Linked DNA regions of Homo sapiens: region 2 is linked to region 1. Evidence: chromatin contacts called from ENCODE Hi-C or POLR2A ChIA-PET data. All regions are on one chromosome and are shown on one strand. The core of a region is the stretch at or near the end of the contact, and the rest is flanking DNA. Distances in the headings are between cores, read along the strand shown.

What was found. Hi-C counts contacts between places; a loop is a spot of excess contacts on that map. ChIA-PET counts read pairs that join two places held with the same protein, here RNA polymerase II (POLR2A). Pooled maps may share reads with other maps.
Region 2: a map of Caco-2 shows a loop between it and region 1 (12-fold over the local background). The contact joins two enhancer-like sites. A Hi-C loop is called at or near these places in 6 of 168 maps with a recorded cell type or tissue (Caco-2, GM12878, HepG2 and 3 more), 21 of 37 single-sample maps with no recorded cell type and 11 of 50 pooled maps. POLR2A ChIA-PET finds 5 or more read pairs at or near these places in 6 of 52 experiments (A673, GM12878, H1 and 2 more).

The regions. Positions count from the first base shown.
Region 1 is chr5:32,417,999-32,423,223 of GRCh38, reverse strand. It overlaps ZFR (zinc finger RNA binding protein), which reads left to right. Exons shown (of 20, transcript NM_016107.5): 3 at 3,121-3,403. Among named protein-coding and RNA genes, the nearest start is that of ZFR, 24 kb to the left of the region's middle. Within about 2 kb of position 3,251, at least 3 of the 41 ENCODE cell types and tissues checked have a DNase peak (open chromatin) inside an H3K27ac peak, as active enhancers do.
Region 2 is chr5:32,610,817-32,616,041 of GRCh38, reverse strand. No RefSeq gene overlaps it. Among named protein-coding and RNA genes, the nearest start is that of SUB1, 28 kb to the right of the region's middle. Within about 2 kb of position 2,786, at least 3 of the 41 ENCODE cell types and tissues checked have a DNase peak (open chromatin) inside an H3K27ac peak, as active enhancers do.

The DNA of each region.
Region 1 (5,225 bases), core at 2,002-4,501:
ATACCTGAGACTACAGATGCATGCCACGACACGCGGCTAATTTTTGTGTTTTTTGTAGTGATGGAGTCTCACTATGTTGCCAAGTCTGGTCTCAAACTCAAGATCCAGCCTTCTTGGCCTCCCAAAGTGCTGGGATTACAGGTATTCCGTGCCCAGCTTGACTGTTATTTTTTTAAGCAGTAAGATTGCCTGGAAGTCTTGAAAGTCTTATTTTTTGTAGTGAGTCCCTGGCTCACTTTTTGTTGTTGTTGATAAGTAGGTAAGGAGCTGGCCATTTCTTGAGTAAGAATATAGAGTGTGTGTACTCTGTAATAATTGCTTACGTGCTTTCTTTTCCTGTTTCTCCTCAGGGAAAGTACTCTTCCATTTATGTCTGATGCTTGAAGTGTTTCTTGGCTTCCTTTTTTTTTTTTTTTTTTTTTTTTGAGACAGGTTTTACTCTGTCATCCAGGCTGGAGTGCAGTGGCACAATCATGGTTCACCGTAGCCTCAACCTCCTCTGCTCAAGCGATCCTCCCACCTCAGCCTCCTGACTAGCTGGGACTACAGGCACACACTACCATGTGTGGCTAATTTTTAAAAAATTTTCTGTAGAGATGTGGTCTTTCTACGTTGCCCAGGCTGGTCTCAAACTCCTGACTTCAAGCAGTCCTGCTGCCTTGGCCTCCCAAAGTGCTGGGATTACTGGTGTGAGCCACCATGCCCAGCCTTCCTCATGCTTTTGGTAGAAGATATGGTTCCAGTCCAGATGATGGTTAGAGACCTGGCTATACAGAGCAGAGTTAGACAATGCCAGGGATGTGTAAATAGCAATTGCTAAATCTGCTGGCATCTTTTTCATATTTCATCTTTTCCTGGGACTGGTGACTGTATAATTTATTGTTCAAACTGAGACATGTAGGAGAGTGAAAAGTACTAAAAGTAATAATTACACCGGCAGTAGGCATTAACCAGAACATATGGTCATTCCTTCTTGAGTCTCATGGACATTTAGGGTGACGATCAGAGGCAGTATAAGTTAAATTGGCTTCCTGGTTGACTCAACATTCCCATCCTATTCCCACCTGCTTTTTGTCTAATAGGACATGTTTTGGGGACAAATACTAGATAAGGAGCAGTGGGATGAATAGAAACAGTCTTTTATATAACCAAAATTACTCTTAGGTGGTTTAGTCTGGATGTATTTAATCTTATCCTGTTAGTAAATGTTAAATACAAGTTTCACAGACCTGTTGTATTTGTATTTTAAATAGTATCTTTTTTTTCAGTTCCAGGAATTTTGGAAAAGTATGACCTGTTACTGGCATTTTCTTACAGATATGGAGTTGTTCCTAGAAAATGTTATTCCCAAACAAGTTTTTCACTGTTTTAATGTAAACTTTTCCTGTCATATTGGCATATATGTAGAAAATGTTAGTTTTATATCAAAATATGGAAACCTCATCCAGATAGAAATTCTATGAGTTTCTTTGGACTCTGTTCTAAGTTTTTTTTGTTTTTTGTTTTTTGTTTTCTTTTTCATATTGGACTGAAATCTGCCACCCTGTAACTTCCAACTATTGGTTCTAGTTCTGTTCTCTGGAGCAGCATGGAGTAAGTGTCTTCTATTAGAAGGCATCTGTCACCTTTTCTAGACTGAATTTCTCCAGGTGTCCTCCCCTTTTTATATGAAATTAAAACCCATATCTCTGACCTTCACATTGATTCCCTTTGGAATCTTACAATCTAATATGAACTTCCTAGTTTATCAGTGTTTTCCCTAATACAGTTAAAATATGATAGCCCCAAATTTTAATTTAATTCTATACTATATTTCTATGTTACTATGCACACCAGTACAGAATACCTTGTACTATAGACCATTAATCAGAGACTGAGTTAATTAGTGCAGCTTCAACATTTTTTTTTTCTTTCTCTTAGCTATTCTTAGTTGTTGGCTCATACTAAAATGTGGTCAGCTAAAACCTATCAGCTAAATAACTGTTGGGGCTCTTCTTTTTTTAGTAGGTGTTTCTGCCTTAGTAATGTGGCTTTACCTTGTGGAATTGAGTGTATTATTCAGAAAACCTAGAACAAGAAATACACTTTTATATGCTAACATCTGTAGGCCTTTGGTTTTAGTGATATAGGCTTTCAGTTTAAAAGTTAAAATAAACATATTCCTGTAAGAACTTTAGCTAGAAATTCATTTGATTGCTGTTTTGGAAAATGTTTTTGTCTCTTTGAGGTTTAAATGTTTTTAATTGCAAAGCATCTGATTTGTGTCTTCTTTTACAAAACATGCTATTATATATTTAAAAGTAACTTTGTATAATGAAATGCTCCCTGTAAGCTGGAAAATGTATCTAAAATAATAGATATTCCATTGTAGGTTTTGTACCCTGGAACAGAACTTCTCAACCCTCAGCACTATTGACATACTTTAAATAATTCTTTGTTATGCACGGCTGTCCTGTGCATTGTAGGATTTGTAACAGCATCCCTGGCCTCTATCCACTGGATGCCAGTAGCTCACATATCACCACCTCCTCTGCAGTTTGGTCATCAAAAATATATGCAGATATGGCCATATGTCCCCTGGGGGAAAAATTCCCCCAGTTGAATACCAACTGTCCTAAAGCAACAGAAGTATTTTTTAATCAGCTGGTCAGTAGTTTCTACCTTAAATTTCTTTCTGTAATTGGGCTAGAATAGAATATTTTTCTTATGGTTTCTTTGTAGAGATTTGTAAAACTGTACAACATAATAAAGAACTTCACATGTAACTAACACTAAAGTTCCTAATTTGGTCAGTTTTTTCTTTTCTTCCTAATACTGTTTTTTATCCTAGTTTTTAATTCCTGTTATGTGATACAATCTATGATCTGAAACGTGTGACTATATAATGTATTGAGATTAAAGAATGAAAATTTAAAAAAAAAAGAATGAAAATTACAGAACAGTAATAAATATGATATTGAATAGGAAGTTTATTGAGTTCAAGTACTTGACCTTTTGTGGTCCGTCATTAAATTACTTGAAAATGTGCTTTTTATTTCAGTTGAATAGCTTTTAATTGAAGTTGGTTAACTCCTGGATATTAAAATTGTATTATATTTATTCTTGTACTCCACAATGTAGCCAGCAGCCAGCTTCGGGTGTAGCCTATTCTCATCCAACTACAGTTGCTAGCTACACTGTCCATCAGGCTCCAGTAGCTGCTCACACAGTTACTGCTGCCTATGCACCAGCAGCCGCCACAGTTGCAGTTGCCAGGCCTGCTCCAGTAGCTGTTGCAGCTGCTGCAACAGCTGCTGCTTATGGAGGCTACCCCACTGCACACACAGCAACTGACTATGGTTATACTCAGAGGCAACAAGAAGCACCACCACCACCACCCCCAGCTACTACACAAAACTACCAGGTAAGAAAACTACTAGTTTTGGTAGCCTGAATGTGCGGGTTTCTTTGTCTTCAGTGTATAATGTAATGCCCTAGCCATTGCTTCTCAAACTTGGGGCTTCCAAAATACACATGTACTGATAGAGAAAAGTAAATGAGTATTCCTTGGTAGTTTGGGACATACCAACCATTAAGGTTCCTTGCCGGCTGGGCGCGGTGGCTCATGCCTGTAATCCCAGCACTTTGAGAGGCCAAGGTGGGTGGATCACCTGAGGTCAGGAGTTCAAGACCAGCGTGTCCAACATGGCGAAACCCCGTCTCTGCTAAAAATACAAAAATTAGCTGGGTGCAGTGGTGCGCACCTGTAGTCCCAGCTACTCAGGAGGCTGAGGCACGAGAATCACTTGAATCCAGGAGGCAGAGGCTGCAGTGAGCCAGGATTATGCCATTGCATTCCAGCCTGGGTGACAGAGCGAGACCCTGTCTCAAGAAAAAAAAAAATTCCTTGCAATGAGCTTTGTATTAATAATCCTTCCTCTCACCCCCCGTCCATTTGACTCTATTATTTATAGCTGTCTGTTAAAAACTTTCACATTAATTGCTAGTTAAATATTTCATTGTTTACCCCAAGTTTGTTTGTTTGTTATTGTTTTAACTGAAGACATAGAAAAGACTTCCCTTGTTTGTACTAGAGCATTATTCATCTGGAACACAGGTATGTCTCCTATTTTGAGAATATTTTGAGAGCAGGACAAACATATTACATATTTTCTTCTTGAAACTTAGCAAAGGTGGAAATTCTGTCCCCTTTACATTTATCCTGTCAAGATGTTCTTTTTTAATACATATTATAACAAAAATTGATCATGCCCTTATTCATCCAGTTGCCTCTTACTCAGTCTTATAGGAATTCTACATTCTCCTTATTATGTTTGAAAACAGTGCTAGATTACTACTTGCTTATTTAAATTAAATTTGGTCCTAATTTCTTTAATCTGTTTTTTTGCTTATTTGCTTTTAGGATCTGTTTTTTAAACTTTGGTCCTTCTGAACTTTCCCTGGTTTTGCTATATTCTTTCTAAAGCATAGAAATTTATGCAGTAAAAAATTGAAATGTAAATCAACAATATTAGTATTTGCTATTAATTTTAGGCAGGTTACTAAATGAAATTCCTTTTGAGGTGTGATTATTTATGCCCAGAGACAGAATATAATAAATTTTGTTGTTTTTAATAGTGTCTGTGAAACCCAGTGTTTTCTGGGCCCTACCTGCTACTTCAGCCATTTCACCTACATACCTTTCTACCCCTCTTTACTTCATGGACTGCCAGAATTCACTCAGCTCACCTTGATCTTTCTTGAAAAAGAAATACTGAAAAGGAGCAATTACAAAGTTTAGTAACACAAGTGTTCTTTTGTAATATTGTAGGATCCATCTTTAAGGCAAAACTTCTGTGACTTTTTTAATAAAATTAATTTTTACTTAAGTATTATTTAGAAATGTTTTGGTGATTGTTCTGATTGTAAAAGTTCAACATGCTGCTTGAAATGCTTTTGATTTTTTTTTTTTCTTTTTTTTTTTTGAGGCAGAATCTCTCTCTGTCGCCCAGGCTGGAGTGCAGTGGCGCAATCTTGGCTCACTGCAACCTCCGCCTCCCGGGTTCATGCCATTCTCCTGCCTCAGCCTCCCGAGTAGCTGGGACTACAGGTGCCTGCCACCATGCCCGGCTAATTTTTTGTATTTTTAGTAGAGACGGGGTCTCACCGTGTTAGCCAGGATGGTCTTTATCTGCTTACCTCATGATCCGCCCGGCTTGGCCTCCCAAAGTGCTGGGATTACAGGC
Region 2 (5,225 bases), core at 1,537-4,036, 190 kb before region 1:
TTACCTGGGGTTCTTGTTAAAATCATAGATTCTGCTTCAGGAAATCTGAGGTAGGGCCTGAATTCTACATTTCTAATGAGCTTCCAGGTAAGATAGATGCCGCTGCTCTCACTCTTTAAGGAACAACATTAAGAGACATCAGCCTAATGAAATCAAGCCCTATAATCCCTTTCACCTCAATCCCACCAGTGTTCCAAGCTCCTGGGGCATCTGTCATTTGGTCTCTCACCCCTCACACTACCCTGGATCCCTGCTAACTAACCCAATCTCCCACTTTTTCCACCGTACCCTCTTTCATCAGATTCTGCACAGGCAAATTATCTAGTATTCTCAACTTCTTCTCTGAATGTTCCCTTTACTTTCCTGCTTTAACTGAAACTTACTCCCCTGAGGACGTGGATCCTGCAGCCTTCATTGAGGCTGGTGTTTTTTCTTCACTTGCATGTACCTTGAATACCAGAGGCAGGGCAGAAATTCTCCTTCTACCAAAGTTTGTTCCTCATCGCAGTGTTCCTCCTTTCCCCTTGAAAAACTACACCAGAGAAATCTTGCAGACACCACCTTGGCAAAACTATCAAAGTTGTCACCAGTAATAGGACAAATAAACATCATGTACCTCCTGATAAGATGTACTGAGAAGCCTACATCGTTTCTATGGTATCTCTATCAAAAATGCATAACCTGAATTTAATCAGCATACATCAGACAACCTAAACTCAGAGACATCCTACAAAATAAATGACATGTATGATTCCAAAATATCAAGGTCGAGAAAGAGTAAGTACTTCAATTTAGAGGAAACAGAGACATGACAAAACACACACACACACACACACACACACAATGGAGGGCTGGGCGCAGTGGCTCACGCCTGTAATCCCAGCACTTTGGGAAGCTGAGGCAGGCAGATCACAAGGTCAGGAGTTCAAGACCAGCCTGGCCAACATGGTGAAACCGCGTCTCTACTAAAAATACAAAAAATTAGCTGAGCACATTGGCGAGTGCCTGTAATCCCAGCTACTCAGGAGGCTGAGGCAGGAGAATTTCTTGAAAACTGGAGGTGGAGGTTGCAGTGAGCCGAGATCCTGCCATTTCACTCCAGCCTGGGCGACAGAGTGAGACTCCATCTCAAAAAAAAAAAAAAAAAAAAAAAAAAAAACACACAATGGGAGATTCTGGATTGGATCTGAGACCAAAAATGAGGATACTGGTGGGACAGTTGTAAAATTGGTACCATTAGATAATTGTATCAATGTTAGTTTCCTGCATTTGATAATTGTACTGTGGTTACATAAGATATTAACAATTTGAGTGAAGTAGGAATTTGAGTGAAGTACTTACAGAAATCCTTTGTACTGTTTCTACACTTTTCTTTAAAGTCTGAAGTTATTTCAAAACAAAAAGAACTTGGCCAGGCGCGGTGACTCACGCCTGTAATCCCAGCACTTTGGGAGGCTGAGGCAGGTGGATCCCTTGAGCCCAGGAGTTTGAGACCAGCCTGGCCGACATGGCGAAACCCCATCTCTACTAAAAATACAAAAATTAGCCAGGCAAGGTGGCACACACCTGTAATCCCAGCTACTCTGGAGGATGAGGCAGGAGAATCGCTTGAACCCGGGAGGTGGAGATTATTTGAAGTCCACGCCCGCCGACTGGACCTATGAAGCCTCCATGCACATAGTGAGTATTAGCCTGCACTAACACTAACACTAACAAACGCTACCAAATGTGCACTAACACTGCCAGATAACCTTTCTTCATGTTCCTGGTAAACTCACAATCCCACTGTTGAAGAAATCAAGTTTGGATTGTGTTTAGAATAGTGCTTTTGGAAATACTTCACTGATGGCATTCCAATTGGCCATGCTCAGCCAATTGTTAGAGTTGGCTATTTATGAAGGATTGAAGAAAAATACTAGAAAATATAGCCTCACTTTATTTTATATAAAAGTTAAAAATTAATATCCTGGTTGAGCATGGTGGCTCACACCTGTAATCCTAACGCTTTGGGAGGCCAAGGCTGGGGAATTGCTTGAGCCCAGGAGCTCAAAACCTGTCCAGGTAACATAGCAAGACCCCCATCTCTACAAAAAGTCAAAAAAAAAAAAAGCAATGATGGCATGCATCTGTAGTTCCAGCTACTTGGGAGGCTGAGGTGGGGGAATCACTTGAGCCTAGGAGTTCAAGACTATAGTGAGCTATGACCAAGCCACTGTACTCCAGCCTGGGTGACAGAGTGAGACCTTGTTTCAAAAAATAAAATAAAGTATCTTCCCCCACCCTTGATAATATTTCCCTGTGAGCTGGTTTATTTACTATACATATTATTAAAACAAAACATAGAAACAGTTTAGATAGACACTATCCCCTGTGACTGTCATCAACTCAATCTAGTTAAGTTTTAACAAGAAACAAGTTCATTTATCACATTAAAAACTAAATATTGATATATATCATGTTGTTCAAAACTAGTCTAGGTATTTAATGTGGGTATTTCAATGGCTATTTCCACCATTTCACTCTTTGTTTAGTTTTGTTTATACTGATAATGAACATTGTGCAGTTTTTACTTTTTCTTCACGTTTTTTGATTTATTAAAATATTATTGCTAAATCTAATAATAAAACATTCAGACTTGTATTTTGTATTTTTATACGCTTTTCTAATCATTTATTTGTATTTAACAAAAGTAGTGATCCACAACCCATTGGAAATAACCACAATTTGAGAAGCAATGCAGTCGCCTTTGATATTCCCGAGATGGACACTAGGTGGCGCCCAAGGATCTTCTTCCTGGCTGGTTGCGTGATCTTTGCAATGGCACGCTGGTCATAAGGCGCTTGGCAGTGTATAAGTGATAAGGCGCTTTTCCAGTGTAGACGGGCAGAATTGTCAGACCTTTCCTATCTATCAAGTCCACAGAGAAGGCAACTCACTCTCCTTTGTAGGGGACATCTATAAATAATTGAAGTTGACTTACACAAATGAAGACATTTTCATGTTTTGCCTATTGTTGGGAGGCTTCCCAGCTGAATAGAAGTAATCTCTAAACACCAAAGCTGTTACAACTATTGTTATATCAAGAAGACTATTTGAGAGCCTTTGTTCAATAATAGTGACAGGAGCCAACCACATCCGGGCCAAATTATAAAGGAAATCTACAAAGTCTTTTCAATGCCCACATCTCCCAGAATCAGGAGGGCAGTGGAATGGCAGAACAGAATTCTGAAAAATACCTGGCTGATATCAATCTATAAACGAGACCTCGAGAGGCAATCCTTGCATGCAGTCCTCATAAATATGAGATCCACAGTCAACAGAAAGACTCTCCCACACACAATAGACAGCCGAGTACAACACTTCCGGCTGCTCCCCGGGAGCCACTCACAGGACACTCCTATATTTAAACATACATTGAATGCTATTTAAAAACACACATGAAATATATCAAAGCTTTCCATTAAGAGATCTGAGAATCCAACCCTGATGAGCCCTGCCACAGCTACAACCTATGTGAAAGTTCAGCAGAGAAACTTATTCCTTCAGCCTCACTAGGACAGTGCTAACAAAGACCAGCTTATCACCAACACATAAATTGTCAAAGCCTTTAGCTTTCAATACGTTCTTCCCCCTCTAAGACTTTTGCACCACTGGGGCAGACAGCAAGAAGAATGCAGACCCGTCTATGGCCAAGGGCAGACCACAAGAATGCAGACCTATGGCCAAGGTTGACATCAAGAATGCAGACCTGTCTACGGCCAAGGTCGACATCATCCCTTGAGATGACTTGTCAAGGTTTCCAGGCCTGCCACTTGTGACTAGAAGTCTGATTTCCAACTTGTGTACCTGCCTCGAGAGTTTGCTCTGGCCATTCTTCAAGTTTGTCAGCCCAAGTCCTCAAAAACTTGTAAATCTCCCCATCCAACTCTGACCTTGTTTTGCTTGGGGTTGAACGTGCTAGGAATGAATACCCACTCTGTCAAGGAGAATGCAGTGGAACAGCAGCCACTGGAAATCATCCCTGCGTGGAGATAGGCAGTAGCCCTAGTTATTGCCAATAACCTCATGTTCCTACTGATAATCTTGATCATCTTTGGTAGTGAGACAACACAAAGAGATCATGTAGCCTTGGAATAGATACAAGTTTGCCTATTAAATCGGGGGGTCAAACTGTGAAGATCCCTTCTTTCTTGGATTTTTTTGCTAGTTGATGATTTTAACAGTTGTTTCTGGTCACTGCCATGACTGTTTTTAGAGGCCTCATAGGGCAAGAAAGACCAAACACATTAAAAATAACCAAGTGAAGTTCTTTTGCACAAAGTTTGAAGACATTCATCTTTGACTTTAATCTACAGAACTAGGTAACAGAGGTTTTTAATCCTAATCCGTAATAGTTGTCTCTGCTAATCTTATTTGTCCATTATTAGTCAAGCTCCCAACCTGAAAAGACACACTCGAATTATGCCAATTCAAGGAGTAAAATTTATTAAAATATATTATTTACAAAGGTGTGAGTGAAGGCTTAGGAAAACAAAAGGGTAACCAGTAGTAACAGAGGAACTAAACATCCCACAGTTGAAAGTTGTAGGGACCGAGTAGCTGCTGGAACCCATAAGAAACTCACATAGAGGAAGTCACCTTGAGAGGAGTTTTTAAGAAACACAGCCAACCTAAGGTGACCCTACCCCACCAAACTCTCCTTTCACCATGAACCAAACCCAACCAAACATCCCAGCCTCCCAGGACAGAGCGCAGGGTAAGACTGGATCTAGGGGAATAGATGGAATATCTAGGGGAACAGATAAAATATATACATATATGGCACCATCCGAGCCTTTTGCCTTCAGCATCATCTCTTGTCCTTCACCTGGTGGAAAGATTGAGTTCCCAATACGGGGCAGGATCAATGTTCCACCAACTACTACTTCAATACAAGTTGTTCTCATACTCCACAGCCTAAAACTTTAGCCAGCATTGGTGTTATTCATTTAACTTATTTCAGAGAAAAGAGAGGAGAAACACTTAAATGACATAAAACACTGTTGTGACAATCCTGACTTCTGTGAGGTCTGTATTGGTCATCTTAGCTGCCTTTGCCCTCTGCCCATTCCGAGTTCCAGTTAGCCTCCTCCAGCACCTTTGCTGGGCCAGGGTTCTTTACCAGATGAAAAGTACAAAACCTTCATTCTTACAGTGAGTCTTTGGAGGTCTTCTATTTACGGGTT